2 separate regions of the Homo sapiens genome follow, and region 2 is linked to region 1. Evidence: chromatin loops called from intact Hi-C (ENCODE). Cell type or tissue: PC-3. All regions are shown on one strand. Each heading gives the region's core, and the rest is flanking DNA. Links, peaks and the distances in the headings are about the cores only.

Region 1 (5,380 bases), core at 241-5,240:
ATAGTTCCAAAGGTAAATAAACATTTTTGGAATCACTGCCAATTGCCTATATGAATTCCAAAAGGTAAGGAACTCATGAAAGAAAAACTCCAAGACTAACTCACATTATTTTGCCTTAATGGAATTGGGTTACATTCAATATTGTTTTAAATAAGTGGACCACTGGTTGGGGTCTAGAAATTGTTTGGTTAGAGGGATATTTTTGTTATAATATTTGTTATAATCAGATTTGATTTGTACATCTCCCAAAACAAATGTTGTGACACTATAAAAAAATTTCAGGATCTTACGCCAAACACAACTAGCTCTTTAAAAATTTCATTCCTTGCAGAATGAAAAGACTGTACAATTCTCTCTGATATTTATTCTGAATATTTCAGCGATGTATCCTCCACGTTCCTGAAAGCCAAAGGCACATAATTTATAGCAGGGTTTCTAAAACCGTGCCCTTTTCACTGGTTGCTGGCATTTAAAGCATGTTTTCACACATCTTGCAATGTTCTAAGACTATCCACATTGATTGGAATTACATTTTAAAAGCATTTTTAATTGAGTCCCTGTGCTGAGAGTTTTCTATGCTCCACCTGCCCTCACTTGCACTTGTTTCTTTAACATAACTCTAATTGTCGCTGTAGAAAGTTTCCACTTTATCTGGTCCTTCCTCTTAGGGTTTTCTGAGCTACAGAAACACATGCTCCTTTCCCTTATCTTTTAAGTAACATACATCTCTACAAAGAAACACAATTGATGCTAAGTTCTGATAAACAGAGAAATGTGAATCCCTCTTAAATCAAATTCCAAACCTGAGCTAAGCAAGCAAAAGTGGCATCTCAGGTAGGTGATAAAGAGTAACAAAGATTCAAGAATTCTCAAGCACAGCTGACCCCACAAAGGCTTCTTGGGCCTTTGGTGAAGATTCCACTTCTCTAAAAACAAAGGTCTGGCGGTTGGTAAGAATGAACCGCCTCAAATATGGCCTCATGTTTCCCAGGTCCTCTGTCTCACAAAAACAGGTCATGCAGGAAGCTGACTCTATACATCCAGAGGTAGAAAACATGTAGAAAAACAGATTCACTTGAAAGACATCTCCTAAACCTTTGCCAGACCCACCCTGGCTCATGTGGGAAGTTGAAATCCTGTCTGCTCAGGGGCCCCTCACTGCCCGCCCACAGTGGGAAACTTGGCCATGTTGGTTGGTTATTCTGGATTCTCCTGTGGGAAAACCACACTCTTCCCATGAGGGCAAACACCATCTTATGCCCAGTGTGTATCTTACTTTCCAGGACTCTGGCCCCTTTGTCATTCTTATTAAGAAAATATGAAATCTGCTAGAGCCCTGTTGGTATGACTCTTTGAGCAAGCTGAATTTCCATTCTGCGCACCCTCTCTCCCCAGGACAGGAGGGCTCCTTGACATTGTAGCTCTGGAAGACAACTATGTAGCAGGGCACTAATCACTGAAAGGGCATCCCCCCTCCCCCACCACCACCTCTGCAAAAAAAAAAAAAAAAAAAAAAAAAAAAAGTGTTTTGTTTCAATGGCCTAAAAAGCATAGGCCGTATAAAATCTTCCAGACTGACTTTTTTTTTTTTTTAACGGAGAAACTGAGGCTAATCTTCACTGAAAACAAAGCAACCAGGGATCACACTATGAGAGGCATTCATGTCTTGAGTAGGGGTGGGAGTATAGTCCTTAACCTCCCCTTGCTGAACCAGGTCTGCTGTTCCCCAGCACCCTGAATACTGCAATCACTCCCTTCCCTTCAGATATACTTCTGTCAAAGTCCATAGCAAGGCTGACTCACTGCCTTGTGAGACTCCTCAGTTAACTCGGTCTGAAGAAAAGAAGCTGCAAATAAATCAGTATTATAGTGCAGGGATGTGTGTTCTTTCCCCAAACAGCCAACCTTATTGACAGGGATTAGGTGTATGAGTAGTAAAATAATGAAAAGCAGCAAGAGTCTCTCCTGCTCGACAAGCATCTGTTGGGTATACTCCCTCTCCCCACACAATTAGAGGAATGCCAGAATTGTTATGGTTTACAACACTGGAGGGAGAAGTCCATTTTACAGATAATCTGACACGAAAATAAAAGAGGCTCTCTGCAAAAACGGTAAACTGTGAGATCACAGTCCTCGGGCCACTCGTTGAGCTCGTCAGGGTAGTTATTAGCTTTTCCTACCAGTAGAAGCACACAACACTAGCATGGCAGGTGAATGTCTTTTAAAATCAGGATTTAGACTGACAGGAACCCAGAAGGTTCTTCCTCTTTGGTCTCCAATTTCATCCATTATGAGCAGCAAGTAGTTTTGCTGTAAAATACATAAAAGTCACATTCTCAGCCAAGGTTGAACTATCCCTAAACACAAAATCCCCAATGGAATTAAATATGTGCTAGGATCAGCTAAAGTTAATTCTCAACCATCTGCATGTACAAGATCCATTTTGTAGATTTTTTTTTAGGCAAAATTTAATCTCAATAATTTCCCTGTGGCCTGGCACACTTCTAGTTTGCTCCTTTCTGCTGTTAGTTTTGTGTTTGTTTGTGGAATGCAAGTTAATTTAAATATTAACCCTCCAAAGAATAAACACAACCAGGTCATTTTCAAATTACTCATACTGTACACTAAAAAAACAAACAAAAAAAAAACCAATAAGGACCTACTATATTGGGCAACTTTACCACTCCCATGTTACACAGATAGAGAAGAAGACTGCCAAAAATCACAAGGATGGTAAATAGCATAAGGCATGATTTGAACCCAGACCACCTGGTTCCAGAGGATGAGTGTCTAGCTGGTATTGCTACACTGTTTCCTGCCTACTGGCTGTCTAGAGTTCATAGCATGCCACATGCACAGAAGTAGACAGGTCCCAACACACACCAGCTTCCCAACCTTAAGAAATGCAGTTTGAACAGAGTATGTAGAGTCACCTTGAGTCACCGTTAACAAGGGTGATATTTTAGCTTTAAAAGCACAGCAAACATGAATACCTGCTTGAGCAGTGGGAAAGGAGGGGGAGGAAAGACTGAGGCATATCTGTCTGTAAAACAGGTCTTTTACAAAAATATGCTTACCCTTGCATCTCTGGTCACTGCCTGAGGGTGCAGTGTACCAATCTTTTTGACGTGGCCTAAGTAAATTTCTCTTGAACTCATTCTTTTCATTTGTGAGCCTTTTGTTGTGCTTTTGCCCAGGGTCTCATAATTTTGGAGTCATGCTGAGTCAAGTCGGTGTAGTCTCTTTCTTTCTTCTGGCTTGTTAATGGTGATAAACTTCTTGCCTTATTGTCTTCTCAAGTTTTTTTTTCTTTCTTTTTTTTTTCTTATTTAACTGTTACTCATTTTACTCTTTAGCTATCCCCTCTAAGGTGAGTCTTTTCAAGTTTTCTACTTGCACGATTTCCCTACCTCCTCTCTTGAGTAATAAACCCTGGAAGAACTACCAACTACTTAATCACATAGATGCATTTATCCCCATTCAGTGTCTGTCATTTCAGGGGTTTCTTCCTCATGAACTTCAGATCTAGGCCTTTACCATTTGACCATCTAGTACTGAAACAAGCAAAATATCTTCTGAGAGCTGAAACGTGGGGAGCATTCATGTAACTTTTTTGAGTGGAGCACAGCCATGTAACGCATGCCCCCATTTCTGAGAAAATCCTGACCTCTTCTCACTGGTCACTGCTCTCTAGGATTAAGATGCTGCAAAGACTAAAACAATTGGGCCATTCCCACTTTTAACAAACTCAGTAAATTCCTATTCTTTCCTAGATTTGGTCACATGAAGTACTGGAACAAGCACAATTACACAAAGGTATAATCCATTCTTTTTGTCACCAGTAGCAGAGGGGAATCCAATAAATGAGGTTGGAGAACAGAATGTTGAAAGGAAGCCTTAGCCTCTTCCTTGCTCAGACACTAGGTGAAATAATACCAACAAAACAATGTGAGTGATGGTGCCCAGAGCGCCTCAGACCAAAACTGCAGGCCAAAAAAAAAGACATAGCTTAATTTTCCTGACTATTCAAATATATTTTTAGTAACTCTTCAACTATCACTGAAACGCACTCTTCCAAAAGACATTTTAATTGCCTAAATACAGTTTCTGCCTATTCTTGCCCATGTTTTTTAAACATTTTTCTGGCCTCACTACTTATTCCAAATCTTCTACTTGTCAGAGAAGGCATATTCTGTGACAATTTCCATCTATCAAACGGTGGTGAGTTTTGCTGGCTTTTAAACAACTGCCATAGACCTATTTAGATAAACTGTTCAGAGGGACCTATCTCTGAAGCCTAACCACCTCCACTGACCATGTGTGCACTGAAAATGAACTCCTCAGCTTCTGAGTCAATACTCAAGGGGAACTTTCATTTGGAGACATTTTAAAGGAAGAAAAAATATGCATACAATCCTAAGCCAGGGAGACTTTATATTTTGGTTTGTGATAGGGAAAATACATGCACAAATGAAGCCTGGGGAAGCCTAAATGCAAAATGAAATAATCGAGCAGAAGGATGGCGGGCTTCTCCGACACTCAATCATTTTCAGTCACACTATGTTGTCCAGTAACCTGCATTGATAATTCCTCATGAATAAAATGCCAGCATTATCATCTGCAGCTACATTGTTGACATGCTTTTGCTATTTCACTAAAAATACCATTAATTTTCTGGCTTCACAACAGCTGAGCTACTCTCCATTTGAATATACAAAAGAGTATTTTGTTTAAAGCAAATTAAAAGCGTTCCAGTAGATGACTTCCATTTGCTAGCTATACTATTTTAGCATATACTGTTCTTCTTAATCCTCCCCACCTCAACGTCATGCCTGTCATCTCCCCAGTCCAAAATACTTCTATTATTAAAATTTTGTTTTAAGTTGAGGAGGGGGAATCTGGAAACTATTTCTGTTGTAACATTCTTGGCCTGCAAGCCACCTGACTGGCATGGTAAAGAGCGTGGCTTTTTGAGGGTTACAAGATACGGTGACCTCCTTGATTCTCTCACCTCTGTGAGCCAAGGTACATAAGCAACAAAATTTTCCAGTTTGGTATCGGAAGGGTAAACTGCTAAACACACACACCGAATACACCTTCCACTTCCCATCTAGATACGTTCCGACATCCTCCACTTCAGTCAGAAAGAAAACCACTACTCCTGCCAAGCCCTCCTGGCATCTCACCACTTTATTTGTTCCCATTTGTATCTAATGCTTTTGTCAACAGTTCAACAAAAGTCAAAGCAAACAACCCACTGCAAACACTGGGGGTAACAGCAACAAGCATGAATCCTTCACAATTATCCAGCCCAGCTGCTCACAGCTCGTCTGGGCTGCTTTCATTAACAACAATGTCAACAAAAGACTGAAACCCACCC
Region 2 (5,380 bases), core at 91-5,090, 140 kb before region 1:
GAAATTTTCTATTTCAGCGAAATTACACTTCTAATCATAATACGAAATTTTAGGATGATTTTCTTTCCTGAATTGACTATATTATCATTTGAATTCAAATAGGGAGTATGGCAACATTCCAGAAATTTCCATAATAATTTTTCTAAAGGTATATGCAAATGTTGATTTCAAGTTGTAACCCCTGGGATCGGGGGTGGTGCTTCATAGCCGGTCTTAACTTTCAGGTGGCTGGTAAGCATTCATCGGTCATATTTAGTTAGGCATTGAACTTAACAAACTGTAGTATTCATTACTTAGTATGAAATAACAAGTACTCAGGGCGGGCATGGGGGCTCACGCCTGTAATCCCAGCACTTTGGGAGGCCAAGGCGAGCAGATCACCTGAGGTCAAGAGTTCAAGACCAGCCTGACTAACATGGTGAAACCCCGTCTCTACGTGGCACATGCCTGTAATCTCAGCTACTGGCAGGGCTGAGGCAGAAGAATTGCTTGAACCCGGGAGTCAGAGGTTGCAGTGAGCTAAGATCATGCCATTGCACTCCAGCCTGGGCAACAAGAATAAAACTCCGTCTCAAAAAAAAAACAAACATAAAACAAGTGCTCATGTCAGGGAGGGACAGCAAGTGGTAACTACAGGATGACTGAAGTTGAAGGGAGAACAAAAAGGAAATCTAGTTGTCAACACCAGAAATCAGTTGGCAACCATCACCCATTAGCTACCTCAGTGATTTTTTTTTTTTTTTTTTTTTTTTTGAGACAGAGTCTCGCTCTGTCGCCCAGGCTGGAGTGCAGTGGGGAGATCTCGGCTCACTGCACCCTCCGCCTCACATATTTAAGCATTCTCTGCCACAGCCTCTGGAGTAGCTGGGATTACAAGCGCCCACCACCATGTCCGGCTAATTTTTGTATTTTTAGTAGAGACGTGGTTTCACCATCTTGGCCAGGCTGGTCTTGAACTCCTGACTTCGTGATCCACCTGCCTCGGCCTCCCAAAGTGCTGGGATTACAGTGATATTTTTAACTGTACCTAAATCTAATAGCATTTTTAAAAAATAAGAATTAAAATTTTCTTAACTCATAGCATCTTTTCAGGTAAATACCACATACTATTATTATTACTCTAAGTAATCATCTAGGAGTTTAAACTTCACACAGATAATGTTTTCTTCATCTTCAAAATGCAAAGAGGAAAAAAAATGAATTCCTGTAATCATCTTCAAGTTCTCCCTCAAAAAAATGTGGGAAGCTGGGATACAAGCCAAGAGAAAAATCCCATTTTAGAACTTCAAGATCAAGTACCTAGGCCAAGGGTGAAAAAGGCATCCTTAAAGAGACCAAAGTCTTAGAAACCAGTTCTGAGAAATTTGTAAGTTTTCTTACAAAGTTGAACTTGGCCAGGCGTGGTGGCTCACGCCTGTAATTCCAGCACTTTGGGAGGCTGAGGCAAGAGGATCACTTGAGCCTAGGAGTTGGAGATCAGCCTGAGCAACATAGGAAGACCCTATCTCTACAAAAGATATTTTTTAAAAAACCAAAACACCTAGCTAGACCTGTTGGCACTTGCCTGTAGTCCCACCTACTCAGAAGAATGAGGTGGGAGTATCGCTTGGGCCCAGGAGTTCCAGGTGGCAGTGAGCCATAATCATGCCACTGCACTGCAGCCTGGGCAACAAAGTGAGACCCTGTCTCAAAAAATATGTACATATATATAAAAACAAAAAGTTGAACTCATCAAACTGTCCCAGATGAACAAACCAGTTAACACTATTAAAAACACTTTTCAATAAAATATAACTTCTAAATTATAAATTACAATGCCACACAGATTAATGCATTAATTAAAAAATGAAAGATATATGTCACTCAATCAAAATTCTTGAGTTTTCAGATCTTAAAGAAAATTATGTTCTTACAATTTCCTTTTTCAACTTCATAATCAAAAAACAGTTTAACAAAAGGCAGAGGAGAAATCTGTAACATGCATTAAACTTTCACTTTCATTAGCAAAACAAACATTGAACGAATGTGCTTTTACCACATCTGCTTAACCTTGAAGACTCTGTATTTTTTTCACTCTTCTTCTGGAAGTTTTAAATGGCAAAAACATTCCTGGTTTCATTTGCAGTCTGAATGAGTAATTTCAATGATAACAATGACATTTGAAATATTTGTGGTTTTGTGCAGCCTTTCCTCCAGGAATAATAAAAAAGCCAAGAACAGTGAATAATCCAAAGAAGACCTTCCTTAAGAATCATAGAGGAAAATAAAATCCTGTGCAAAAGTCATTTGTTTTGGCTGTGTAGCCCCATTCAGAGTGGAATTCATACTACCCAGACTTTTTTTTTGGACAATTAATTTATTAATAATAAATTTAATTAAACAATCAATGAATCAGTATTTAGGTCTCCATTTCTGAGCTGATAATATTTGTCCAGCAGTGGTTAAAGTCCAGTTGTTATTTGTTTAAATTTAGACTTATATAGGTTCTATATGTTCAAGGGATCTTTATCTTTTACTGTCCTCTCTGTTAGCCAACATTCGAGCATGGGAATTGGGGAGTGGTATGTGATGTTCTAGTTCAAAGGACTTTTTAGCCAAACTGAGCTTAAATATGTACATAGGCATATTTTAAGTTGAGTACACAGTATTAGCTGGTCTCTCAAGCTATATATTTTTAGATAAAAAGCACTTATACTAAATACAAATTCTTTCTGAACTAATCAGACCACCAACCACAATGTCAAAACGCTTTTAAAGAAACTTCACAAAAATACCAAGCTTAAATTGTCTCCTTTACTTGTAGCAAAATGAAATAAACAAAGAAAAAGGAAATTTCCCCCAAGCCAACACATAGACAGGAAAAGACTTCAGAAATCCAGGAGGAATGACAAACATTTTTAAAATAACATTGGATTTTAAATTAAAGTCTTAACTAAAAGTGTTCTAAAAATCAATGTGTTCCGCTTAAGGGAAAGAGGGAGGACTCCAACACACTTCTAAGCACACAGTAGGCACTCAAGAAATCACTGTTGATTGCTAGCAAAGCAGTGACAAAAATCTTGTGTTTTTCTAGAATAGAAGCTGAATCAAGGTTTTCTCTCTGTCTGGATAGTGTGGATGTTCCAGAGAGTGTAACGGTAAAAGGACAAGAAAGTAAGAAAGAAGCACTTAAGGGAGTGAAAGAGAGACTTTGGAATTAGCAAAGACAAGATCCGTTTCTCATTTCCCTATCCCTTCACAAAAGCAGGGGAGAGGGACTAGTTATCTCATCATTCTAATAAAGCAATTGATCTAGATATACTCTTAGAGGGCCATAAAGTGCCCAGTAGACAGCATTCAATCGATTCTCACTATACTGTTTTATAATTTTTTGAAAAAAATGATGGTATTTTCTCTATGTTCCTCATAGCATGGAGAAAGATCTAAGAAGGACCTAAGAGCTCCCTAATCAATTGGTCCTCATTGTTCCAGGAAGTTAATGGATAAGAGATTGCTTCCAGTTTTGAGGAATTATTGAGTCATTCAATTCTTTCACCTCTCCAGATCCTTCTCAATATCCAAAAGTAAATAAAATGCAGAGATAGTGGGACCACCAGAGGAACTCTCCTCACTGTTCCTTTAATATCCAGTTGAATGGCACTGTCTAGTCTCCAGGTAAATATCATTGCTCCATGCATGCACTTTAGCCATATGTGGAGAAGGTGTAACCCTGAGAAGGCTGAATAAGAGAGAAGCTAAATAATCACAGTTATAGACAACACAGAAGATTCTAGGTGGCACGTTCTTAAAAATCGAGGACTTTTTTTTTTCCAAGCTCACTGTTCAAGCAGGTAGACAATACATGCAGATTCATTGCACTCTAGACACAGCCACCAATGTTTCCCTGTCTTAAAGCGTTACCATTAAAAAGGAATTATCCTACTTAGGAAAAAAGGCTGTGTGTATTTAACTTGAAAACAAGATTTGACAAGGTGACCATCTGTTTTCTCTTTCCCACTTAATTACAAAAGGAATGGCACTTGAAGCCAACCAAAATACCCAGGGAGGAATTGGGATTATGACATATTCATTTTCTCTGCAAAGTGCAAACCTAACACTTGCTCATATGGCCACATTGAAGGGTAGCAGAATTAGCGCAGCTGCAACTGATCTCCCACCACAGCCACTGGGACTGAAGTTAGTTAACCTGAAAACCTGATGCCACTCAATGTAAGCACACTGAAGGGCACCCAAACCATTGGTAAAACCTCCCCTTGGGGAGGAACAAATGCTCCACTGGATAACACCTCATTTCACCAGCTTGCATGGGATCATCTCTACTCAAGGTCTGAGTTTCTTTTCTTTCCTTTTCCTTTTTCTTTTCTTTTCTTTCTTTCTTTTCTTCCTTCCTTCCTTCCTTCTTTTCTCTCTCTCTCTCTCTCTCTCTCTCTCTCTCTTTCTTGACGGAGTCTCGCTGTGTCTCCCAGGCTGGAGTGCAGTGGCACTATCTCCGCTCACTGCAACCTCCTCCTCCCGGGTTAAAGCGATTCTTCTGCCTCAGCCTCCTGTGTAGCTGGGACTACAGGCACGCTCCACCACGCCCTACTAATTTTTTGTATTTTAGTAGAGATGGGCTTTCACCATATTGGCCAGGCTGGTCTCGATCTCCTGACCTCGTGATCCGCCTGCCTCGACCTCCCAAAGTGCTGGGATTACAGGTGTGAGCCATGGTGCCCAGCCCAAGGTCTGAGTTTCTATCAGCAGAGTTCGTTTGGTGATATATGCTTGAATCCAATTGTATAGAAACAACCCCTTGCAATGGAAAACACAGAAGACTAAAAGTCACAAAATCTAGGTACCAGTTCCAGGTAAGTCAACTCCTTACCTTTGTGGCCCCAAGCAAGTTATACAAACTCCCTGAGTCTCAATTTCTTCATCTGTAAAATGGGAACACTAATACCAATTCTGCTTACCTTATAGGATGTCTAGAAAAGTTTTATAAGATAATTGGAAACTGATAAGTAAAATATAAATTATTTTACCAATATAAAATATTAATAAAAATATCAACAAAAATATGGTCACAGTAAACCTAAGTAAACTTAAGAAGAATCCCATAAAAGACATCTCTACATCATAAGTAAATACCCTTTGCAATAATAGGATAATTTTTCTAGCTGCTCCCTTTTGTTTAAGCAGAGATCTCCTGACCAGCTTCCAAAAGGCCATGAAAATAGTCAAACTGTCCCAGAGAAGTAATTACTTCAGAATATTTGCACTTGTGTAGACATGACTTTTTGCAAGAGGTTTTTGCATGACTTTTTGCAAGAGCAAAAAGTGAATTCTGTGTCCCTTAATTCTTTGGTATTTTCCTGAAAATACAGTTACCTTCATTCCAGTG

Evidence for each region. Peaks named below come from ENCODE experiments on the same cell type or tissue, not always from the same donor. Only the 100,000 strongest peaks of a DNase experiment are listed, where the experiment ranks them.
Region 2: a loop joins it to region 1, with 4 times the contacts of the local background. A loop is called at or near these places in 2 of 110 quality-filtered maps.

The regions. Positions count from the first base shown.
Region 1 is chr9:79,668,139-79,673,518 of GRCh38, reverse strand. All of the region lies in intron 8 of TLE4 (TLE family member 4, transcriptional corepressor), which reads right to left. Among named protein-coding and RNA genes, the nearest start is that of TLE4, 99 kb to the right of the region's middle. In PC-3, for the core only: no CTCF peak of the experiment used is centred there; a DNase peak (open chromatin) is centred at 3,088; H3K4me3 peaks cover 1,279 bases; H3K27ac peaks cover 3,733 bases.
Region 2 is chr9:79,806,855-79,812,234 of GRCh38, reverse strand. No RefSeq gene overlaps it. Among named protein-coding and RNA genes, the nearest start is that of LINC01507, 15 kb to the left of the region's middle. In PC-3, for the core only: no CTCF peak of the experiment used is centred there; a DNase peak (open chromatin) is centred at 2,154; H3K4me3 peaks cover 467 bases.